Regions from separate parts of the Mus musculus genome. Here region 2 is linked to region 1. A link is a loop called in an ENCODE intact Hi-C map of the cell type or tissue named here. Cell type or tissue: left cerebral cortex. All regions are shown on one strand.

Region 1 (5,000 bases):
CAGAACGCTAAGATTAAAGACATGCGGCACCACTGCCAGGCTCCAGAAATTTGTTTTTTAATGAGGCAATTTTGTGGTGGTGGTGGTGGTGGTAGTGGCGGCTCCTGAGCGTGGATTATATGTGTTTGCACCACTGAAAGTAAAAGGTTCTGGTCGGGGGTTGGGGGGGGGGTATAGGGGACTTTTGGGATAGTGTTTAAAATGTGAATGAAGAAAATATCCAAAAAAGAAAAAAGAAAGAGAGAGAGAGAGAGAGAGAGAGAGAGAGAGAGAGAGAAAGGAAGGAAGAAAGGAAGAAAGAAAGGAAGAAAGAAAGGAAGAAAGAAAGAAAGAAAGAAAGAAAGAAAAAGGTTCTTTATGTACAAGTACAGATCAGTCATCGATTGTGGGTGTGGCTGCGCAGGGTGGGTGTGGCTGCGCAGGGAGGGTGTGGCTACGCAGGCTGGGGGTGAGAAGTACAACGGGAAGCTAGAAGTCAGAGGACAATGCACAGGAGTCAGTTCTCTTCCACCATGTGGATCCTGGGGAATCAAACTCAGGCCCTGAAGCATGGCAGCATGCGCCTGCACCCTCTGACCCATCTTATGGAAAACAGTTCTGAGACAGCTGTAAATGGTCTGCGGATCAGCTGCTTGGCAGGTGGCAACTGGAACAAGACCTTTCTCTCCAAGACACAGCAGGAGGCTCAGAGCAGTTTCTACCTCTGCAGAGCTTGGGTCGGATGTTGTCTCTTACCTGGCAGGGCAGATGCTGGGGCTGCAGACGCAGGATGGAGTCGGATAGCAACCTAATCTCAAAGCATAGGGAACAGCAAAAGGGAACGGTGGGCCATGGGGTGGCCCACAGTCTCTGATTGTCACAGCCAGGTCTCACCATACTGCCTTCCATTTCTCCAAGATGGACTTTGCTTAGGCCAGGAACTGCCAAGTGGCCCAGAGGAAGGATGCATGGATAGGCAAGTTAGAGAAGGACTAGAGGTGTTGCTCAGTCCATAGAGTGTCTGCCTGGTATGCACAAAGCTCTAGGTTCAGTTCCCAGCACCACACAAACGAAGTGTGCTGGCCTGTGCCTGTAATCCCAGCAACTTGGGAGGTAGAGGCAGGAGGATTGGAAGGTTAAGGTCATCTTTTGTTACATAGTGAATTTGAGGCTAGCCTGTGCTGTATGAGACTTTTGGGAGGGAGGGCAAGGAAAAGAAAAGAAACTCTAATGGGGATGATGGAATATATAGCTCATGAATATGTGGACAGGTAACGCTGGTATAAGCTGAGATTGTCCACAGAAGTGGCTGTTAGTATAGATGCTAAAACACAGGAAAGAGAACATTAAGTCTAAATGGCTCAGAGCCACTTGACAACAAACCTCAAAATACTTCCCTGAAATGCTGAGATGCTGGGTGTGTGGAGACATAGCCAACACTCCAGGAATGGAAACAATGGAGGGGATTGCAGATTGCGAGTCATCTCACCAGCAGTACCCTACTGACCCTGTGCAGCCTCAGTGGCTTCTCGACAGACAGGTAGAAATCTGGTGTTGCCATGCCTTGTCCAGGTCACTAAAGCCCTCTTGGCAAATGTGTGACTCCGTGGCCTGTGTAACCTGGGTAGTACCTGCAGCGCTTCGCTCTGGATCTGGGCTGAGAAAACCTGCCTGGGAGTGGATTTCAGTGCTGTGTTGTAAAGCAGCCTTCTCTTCCCTCCATCCTGACCTGCTCCCGAGTCTGTGGGTCAGTGGAGCGCCACTGAACTGCACAGAGCTGTGAGCAATGCATCACAGGGGATTTAACTTATCTGAACACATCACTTGTGAAAGGGCTTTTTGTAAACCCTTTATCTGGGTCAAGGATGCTGAATCACTGTTAAAGAAAGCACAAGGAGGCTCTTCACAGATAGGGGAACAAGACTCGGCTGCTGCAGACTCCGGCGTCTGTGACCAGGCTTGAATGGCTCCACAAGCCCTGGCCTCATTCTGCAGCTTTCAGTGTGGGGGATGAAAGGCAATTCGGAGCTGGAAAGAGTCCTGTCCTGGAGTCGCTAGCTGTCAGTGCTAATGAGCTGTCTGCAGACCTCTGCCAGGCTCAGAGGGAGCCTTTCATGTACTCCACCTGTGTTAGCAGCCGCCATATAAGGAGGATTTGTTGCCCTAAAGAATTACAAATGCCCCTTTTGCTTTGAGACTCTCCAGGGTAAGAGGGGTTCATAAAGGTGGCAGAAGAGACAAAATGAGACTATCCATTCCCAAGAGTTAGGCTGGCTTCCCTGGCCAAGGCCAGAAGGTGGCGCTGTGGTTCAACTACTTGAGACGCTTTCACGTTTGTGTTTCAGTGCCGTAAAACATGCATAACGGACGTTTTAATTATTTTTAAGTTTATTGTTCAGTGTCATTTACTAATTCATATAACTGTGCAGCCACGGCTCAAATATCTCTAGAACTTTATGAAGTTGTGTGTGAGTCTGTTGGTTGCTTGTTTGAGACAGGGTTTCCCTGTATAGCCCGGGCTGTCCGGGAACTCAACTCACAGGCTGTCTCCCACTCCTCCCATAAAACAGTGTTGGCAAATCTGCTGCTCCTCCAGCGCCAGCAGCAGTGCCTTTCTTGGCTATGCTGTTAGGTTATAGGTAAAACTGAATTTTCCTTCCCCTCCTCCCCCATCCCTTTCTCCCGCTCTGGTCCATAGGTTTATTTGCTTCACATGACAAACGGTTGTGAACCACCATGCGGTTGCTAGGATTTAAACTCATGAGCTCCGGAAGAGCAATCAGTTCTTTTAACCACTGAGCCATCTCACCAGTCCATAAAGCTGAATTTTCAACATGCGTCCAAGCCTGCAGATGGTTCCACTTAAGATTGCCATGGGAGAGCAGTATTTTATTGTTGTTTTTATCTTGTGTGTGTGAGTGTTTTGCCTGCACATATGTCTAAGCACCACAAGAGAGCTCTATCCTCAGGGGACAGAAGAGGACAAAAGATCCCATGGGACTAGAATTTCAGACAATTAAGAGCCTGTGGTGGTTTGAATAAGAACAGCTCTTGTAGGCTCATCTATTTGAATGCTTAGTCACCAGGAAATGGCACTGTTTGGAAGGATAAGAAGGTGTGGCTTTGTTAGAGGAAGTGTGTCACTGGGAGAGGGCTTGGATGTTTCAAAAGCCCAAGCCAGGCCCAATGGCTTCCTGCTGTCTGCAGATCTTGAAGTCAAACTCTCAGCTATCCTGTTTGCCTGTGTGCCACCATGCTCCCCACGTGAAGATAATGGACTAAACCTCTAAAACTGTAAGCAAGCCCCACTTAAATGCTTTCTTTTCATAAGAGTTATGGGGTCATGGGGTCTTTTCACAGCAATAGAACACAAGAGACATAAGACAGAGCCATATTGTGGGTACTGGGAATTGAACTCTAAGTCCTCTGGAAGAGCAGTCAGTGCTCTTAACTGCTGAGCCATCTCTCCAGCCCCAGTATTTTTATTTTTAATGAATACATAATTGTACAAGTATGTAAAGATAAAGCCACAATCTCAGATAGTTAATATTTCGTTGTATTTGGAACTTTAAAAATACTGTTTTGAAATACTCAAATTACATGCACGTGCACACACACACACACACACACACACAAACACAGTGCCATTTGACATCAGAGGTTACCCGCTTATCCATCCACTCTACCCATGAACCATCTCTGTCTCTGCCCCACTCCTCCTTCGGTGCCTGGCTTGTTTCATGTAATGCCTTCTAGTTCTACCCACTTTGCCTTAAATGATAGAATCCGGATCTTTTTATGGCTGAAGGATACTGTTATGCGTGAATGCTACACAGTATCTTTATCCGTAGAACCCAACCGTGATGCATTCCTAGCTTCATCCTGTCTCATCTATTGCCAGTACTGCTTCCATGGGTTTAAGTGGAGCTGTTTCTTCTACATCCTCAGTGAACGAGTCTCCCCAGGGACTGCTCACCTCTATAAGCTTGCCACCTCAGGCATTTGTCACAACTGTAGAAAGCCAGGGCACTGATTTCGTCGCCTTAGATATCTGCACAGAGGCACTTCTGCTCTGCTTTCCTACAGAGCCCACAGTGTCCGTTCTCTGTGGTCCTGTACTAGTTTACACGACCACGTTGTAAAGCCTTCACCTCACCCGTGATCATCCTAAGTGGAGAGAGATAACTTAGGGTGGGTTTTTTGTTGTCCTGGATATGATCAGTACATAGCATTTTGTCAGATACCTACCTGTTGGCCTTTTAAAATATTGTCTGTTAGCATTTTGTCTAAGTTCTGCCCCACAGTTACCTGGCAACAGTCAGGCCCAGGCGTGCCTGACTCACTATAAAAGGGCTGCTTGCCCCCTCTGCTCTCTCTTGCTCTTGCCTTCTTGATCCTGCTCTGTCCTCTGACCCCTCCCCCCACTCTCCTCGTGCTCATGGCCGGCCTTTACTCCTCTATTCCTCCCCCCTACCCCCACTCCAGCCCCCTTCTCTGTCTCTACTACCCTCTTGACTCCCCTCCCCATGCCCTGCATAAACTCTATACTATACAGTCCTTGTGGCTGGTCCCTCCGGGGGAAGGGATGTCTCTGCATGCGCCAAAACATATCCCCTGTCTCCTTTTCTTCTTATAAACACATCATCTGTTGACAAATGTCCATTCAGGTCATTGGTCCATTTTTAAAATCAAATTGCTCGGCTCTTTTGTTTTTGCTGTTTTTCTGGGATTAAAGGCGTGTACCACCACCGCTCAGCTTGAGTCGGTTTTCTAACAAGGTGCACATCTATTTCCTTCTGTGTGTGGGTAGCTCGTTTCCCCAGCACAGTTAATTGAAGAGATTTCCCCTCCTCTAATGTATGCTCCTTCAGACTGGCACAAAACTGGGCTGAAAACATGTGGAGCTGTTTCTACCCTGACCCTTTGGCTGAAGTGTGACTTGTAGTTTGTTTTGAAGAGGGACACTGTAATGCCTCCACGTCTCTTCCCTTTGCTGAGAATTACTTTGATTGGTCTGAATC
Region 2 (5,000 bases), 120 kb after region 1:
AGCCAGGTCCCAGAAAGGATAACAAAGACAGAAAGATTCAGGAGATGGCATTAATATGGGGGAACCAATTCCAAGGGTGGGATAGAAAGCAACACAGGACACACACGAGAGAGAGAGAGAGAGAGAGAGAGAGAGAGAGAGAGAGAGAGAGCTGTCTCTGACAGAAGGGAAGGAAAGCTTAGGAGGTGGCAGAAGAAAGGGCTGGAGAGGGCTGCTGGTGGACTCTAGCTGTATGGTCCTGGGTAGCTGGAACTCGGCTCTCCAAATCTGGGTACCCTCATCTGGAAAATCAGCCAGATGTCTACCTTGGATACTTGCCTCCACCATGTTAAAATGCTTTATACACAACCAACTACCACACTGGCTGGCCCACAAGAGGTTCTCGGTTATAGGCAGCCCTAAATGGCAAACAAACTGTGCGTGACAGAAATATCTCTACAGCAGAAATGCCACAGAGGCAGTGTAACTGCCCTGAAAAGAATGAACACAGTCTAAAGAAACACCCTTTACTTGGTCTCTCAGACTATTAAAACAATGGACCCCAAGAAAATGGAATCTCCCCCCTCTTCTGCCCCACTCCCACCCCCCAGCCCCCCAGGAATCTCATGCTGGGAGAAGAGAAAGCTTAAAGCTTGGGACAGCCAGAGGAAAGGTTTTATTCCAGGTAAGTGATTTGCAATTTGTCAACCCACCTGGCAGGAGGGTGGAGCCATAACAATGTGGGGCGGCCTGCACCTGAATAGGAACCGCTCAGCCACCCGTCATTCTGAGCCTCTATTTAAACCTCTATTGCAAGGTCTCACTTGAAGACCTTGAAAACCGACTGGGAGGGTCACTGGGTCCCGTTTGTCCCTCTTCTCAAGGTTGAATAAGTCTCCTTTTCTGCTATTAATGTGTCTGTTTAAATGGGCTTATGGTTGAACCTGGCTTGCTGAAGCATACATATAGACTGTCCCAAAGTCTGGTAGCAGTAGGACTCTGAAGGGAGTTTCTGGAAATCAAAGGAAGGTGTGTACAATGCCACCGGCTCAATTTCACTTATCTGGTGCCTTCTCCTTATCAGGTCACAACGTGGACTGAGCCATGGGTCAGGCTTGCTGACAGTGGAGAAAGGAGGACACTTCACCGGGACTCATTAAAGGGATGGCTCTCTTCAGTCCCAGGCAAACGCTCATATGTGCAAACCTCCAGCAGCCAAGGCCAGCCTGATAACTGTTTGGGGTTTTCCACTTCCTGTGTTATGTGTGCAGAACCTCTTAACCGTGACTGAGAAGCCAGTCAGGAGCAGCCTCGAAGGTACAATCGAAAGAAGCCTCCTAAGTCTGCAGTGAAGTCTTAACACCTGTGCAACCATTTTGAAATTCAGTCCAGTGCCTCTGCATTTCCCATAATCACGGACTGCCTTGAATCTCGGGCAAACAAACTCAAAAGGAAAGGAAGAATGCCTACAGCCCACGGTGAAAGGATAAGCCCAGGGCTGTTCCCTTCTCACACTTGGTAAACCTAGCTAACAGAGCCTCCCATGCTTTTGCTCTGAAGAGGAACTAACTTCAGCCCTGTCAGTACAAAACAAGAACTTATATGGATTCTCTTCTCCAGTGCTGAGAGTTGAAACCAGATGCCCGTGCCTACCAGTCAGGTATTCTACCATGGTGCAACACCCCAAGTCCTCACACAGGCAACATCATCACCACTGCCGCCACCACCATCACAGAAGTATCCAGAAAAGTATAACAATGGTCCACATCCCTAAACGCTTCGGCGGCCAAAGTATGAGATAAAGGCTGGAAGTGTGGCTCAATCAGTGAAGTAGTTGCCTAACAGGCAAGAAGCCCTGGGTCTGATCCCCAGAACCAAATAAACTAGGGATGGAATCTCAGCACTCAGGAAGTAGAGTCAGGAGGATCAGAAGTTCAAGGCCGCCCTCAGCTAAGCAGGGAGTTGAAGGACAGCCTAGGATACACGAGACCCCGCCCCAAACAACAATGATAGTAAGTACCAGAGACCATCAGAGCATTCTTGCTCTGTAATTGGTATCCCCCTGTTGTGGGGTTGCTCCAAGGGCCTGTCCTATAGAGATGCCACCGGAGAGGGGAGAAGAATGCTCCAACAAGCTTTCAAATCGGACCAGACCCAAGCCTTTAGCATAGATGGGGCTTAAGAGGAACCCATGGTATAGAAATTGCCCTAATAGGTTTTATACTCTAACTTTTTAATCGCCTACTTGACAAACAAATCCAGTGTAAACAACTAGTATAAACTAGCAGTGAAACAGAAAAGAAACATTGGCTAAAAGTCAATAGAATTCAGTTCAAAACTAAAGAAGCCAGGCTCCAAAAGCCAGAAGCTTAATACATTAAATACAGTAAAGAAAAGACCGGTAGCCCCTACGTTAGAATTTCTCCAACCTAGTTTGTTAGGAGCTTTTTCTCCACTTCAGTAACCCTGGCTTCCAAGGGTAAGTATGAAACGCCTGGGAATAGCCGAGCGTGGTTGGTTTAGGTATGGAAGGGAACTGCTGATGAACAGACTTGCTCAAGACACTCGTTTGAGCCCAGAAAGAAGCCCCAGCCTGCTTGTAAACACAATGTGTCTCTGGAATATTCCCGAGGCAAAATACGGAGGTGCCATCGCACGTTTCCAAAGGAAACTGCAGCGTCTGGCTTCCCCCTCCCACCCCGGCCCCCTCCACACACACAAAGCATCCTTGCCTTTGAAACCACAATTTTCATCTCGGAAGAATACAAGGTATATAATTCTCAACTAGAGTAGACACCCACTCCTGGGAGACTGTGCCCAAAGGTTAAATTACAATCTTTACTAACCTCTGACACATCTGAGAGTGTTCTGATAGACCCGCCCACTCTCACTTGCTTCCTTCCAGAGCAGAAGAGATAATTCCAGCCAGCTGTCAGTTCTCTAATCTCACAGTAAACTCACTTACTGTGGAGGGAAACAAAACGATCCAAACTGGGTGCCACAGCTGCTCACAAACAGGTACACCCAGGAAAAACCCTGCCACCACGTGTGCGGCCCTTTATTCAAGGGTTCCTGGCCACGCGCTCTCCTTTTCCAGACGCACGCGCACCCACACACCAGAGCACTAACTAACGTATACAGCTGGGTACCGAGTTTCCCTCCTGGAACAGCAACCGGTCTTCTGTATCTGACCCATTCGGTTCCTATACCTAGAATCCAAGCCTATTCTAGCCTCCGCACCACACACGTGGGGATGCGCTTCCAGCTGGTATCAGGAGCGAAGCGTGGAGGTGGGGGAGGCCACCGACTGGAAAGGGGAAAGCTGGGACTAACAAGCTTGGGTTTGGGATTCCTGGGATATGTCCAATTGGAGAGAAGCGAAGAGCCGAGCTAAAGAAGAGAGGGCTGGGGGAGGGGTCGCTCACCCAGGGTTTTGACAGCGATCTGCCTAGTGAGCGGCGGCGGCAGGTTGATGCACACCAAGTCCACATCCTGGTGCAGGAGCACCTCGTCGATGCGGCTGGTGTAGAAAGGAACGCTCATCTCCTTGGCCAGCTCCTCGGCTTCTTCCTGCGTGCGGCCCCACAGCGCCTTCACCGCGAAGCCCTCATCTTTCAGCAGCGGGATGATGACTCGGGCTGTGAGGCTGGTGCCGAACACGCCCACCCCGGGAAGCATGGCTGCTCAGGTCCGCCCGGTTCTGCTGCTGCCGGGATCTCCAGTCGAACACCGGCGCACACGCCTCTCCGGCCGGTCCCGCAGTCCCCGGCTCCTCGACCGACCTCGCTGCGCTGCGCTAGCCGCCGAGCCCCGGGCAAGGCGCCCGAGTGCGGTGGCGTGACAGCGCACCGAACCACAGACCCTGCAGGCTCCGGGAGCCTCAGCGCGGTGACTGCTGCAGTGCCCGCCACTCGGGGCTCGTGTCCTTCCCGGAGACAGCGGCAGGGACTCCGCCAGGACGCACGAGGCCCCGAAGCCCCGTGGAGCCCGGGCTCAGGCAGCGCTCCCGCCGCAGCGCCGGCCGGCTCCGTGCGCCCCGCGGAGGCCGCCCCATGGCCGGCTCATCCCGGCAGAATCTCTCTCCCGGATGGCGCTCCCGCTTCACCACCCTCTGTGGGCTGCGGATCTTCTTTTTCCCCAAGTCCTTGGTAACGAATGGAACCCAGAGGCCACCCGGAGGCCGACTAAGGATGAGGCTCGTAGTGTACCAGGCGCCGATCCCGAGCAGCAGCACCGCAGCGGCGGACACCACCCGGCGCCAGGCTCCTCATTCTGCTGCCATATTCGCTCGCTCGCAGCGCGCCTTGGGCGGCCTCGGCCCCGCTCGGGCTCGGGCTCCGGCTCCGGGATCCCGCGGGTACGAGGGCGGAGTTGGCGACTTTGACTGTCAGCGGCCGGGGTTCCTGCACCGCCCTTGCGGTAGCGCCGTGCTCCATTGGCCGCCAAGCGTCGCCCCCGCCCTTGTCTCCGCCGCCCAAGGCACTCGTTGCGCTCAGCGCCCGGCCCCTGGAACCCGCTTTGACTCCTCCCCGGCCCCGCCTGTCTCGCCTGCTGCCCCCGGGTGGCTTCCCTTTCTCTGCGCTCTCCGCCTCCGCGGCCGCCTCCTCCTCGTTGTGCTCCAAGCTCCGCCCAAGCAAGCAAATAAATCTATCAAAGCAGGGCGCGCCCTTAATAGGCTAGGACTGGGTTCCTTGGAAAAGATTGGCGGATGCTAAGACCCCGGGGAGGCCGGAGGACCCCACGAAGTGTGAGCAGCGTGGTTCACAGTCTCCTCTCCCGGATATTTTTCTGTGCTCGCCACTGCTCTAGGAAGCTGTCCAGGCACTTAACCCTGAGGTTATTGGAAACTCGTTTCATTGATGAGAAAGTGAGCTCTGAGGAGGTTAAGGGACTTGCTCAAGGTGACACACATGAACAACAGTGCCAGGATCGGAAGGCAGACACCAGCATCTCGGCGCTGAACCCCTAGAGTTCTGACTCGCAAGTGTGCCAGCTCCAATCCCAAACCAACTCCACTCCTG

Evidence for each region. A loop is a pair of places that touch in the nucleus more often than their neighbours do. Peaks named below come from ENCODE experiments on the same cell type or tissue, not always from the same donor. Only the 100,000 strongest peaks of a DNase experiment are listed, where the experiment ranks them.
Region 2: a loop joins it to region 1, with 3 times the contacts of the local background. A loop is called at or near these places in 15 of 42 quality-filtered maps.

Annotation. Positions count from the first base shown.
Region 1 is chr13:43,180,818-43,185,817 of GRCm38, forward strand. All of the region lies in intron 3 of Gm40929 (a long non-coding RNA gene), which reads left to right. Among named protein-coding and RNA genes, the nearest start is that of Gm40929, 11 kb to the left of the region's middle. In left cerebral cortex, a CTCF peak has its summit at 2,285 (motif pointing right); DNase peaks (open chromatin) are centred at 2,003 and 2,247; H3K4me3 peaks cover 768 bases; H3K27ac peaks cover 865 bases.
Region 2 is chr13:43,299,841-43,304,840 of GRCm38, forward strand. It overlaps Gfod1 (glucose-fructose oxidoreductase domain containing 1), which reads right to left and starts at 4,332. Exons shown (of 2, transcript NM_001033399.4): 1 at 3,405-4,332. The coding sequence starts at 3,657. It also overlaps a transcript of Gm52047 not described here. In left cerebral cortex, CTCF peaks have their summits at 4,447 and 4,646; DNase peaks (open chromatin) are centred at 2,623, 3,106, 3,359, 3,369 and 4 more places; H3K4me3 peaks cover 5,000 bases; H3K27ac peaks cover 4,563 bases.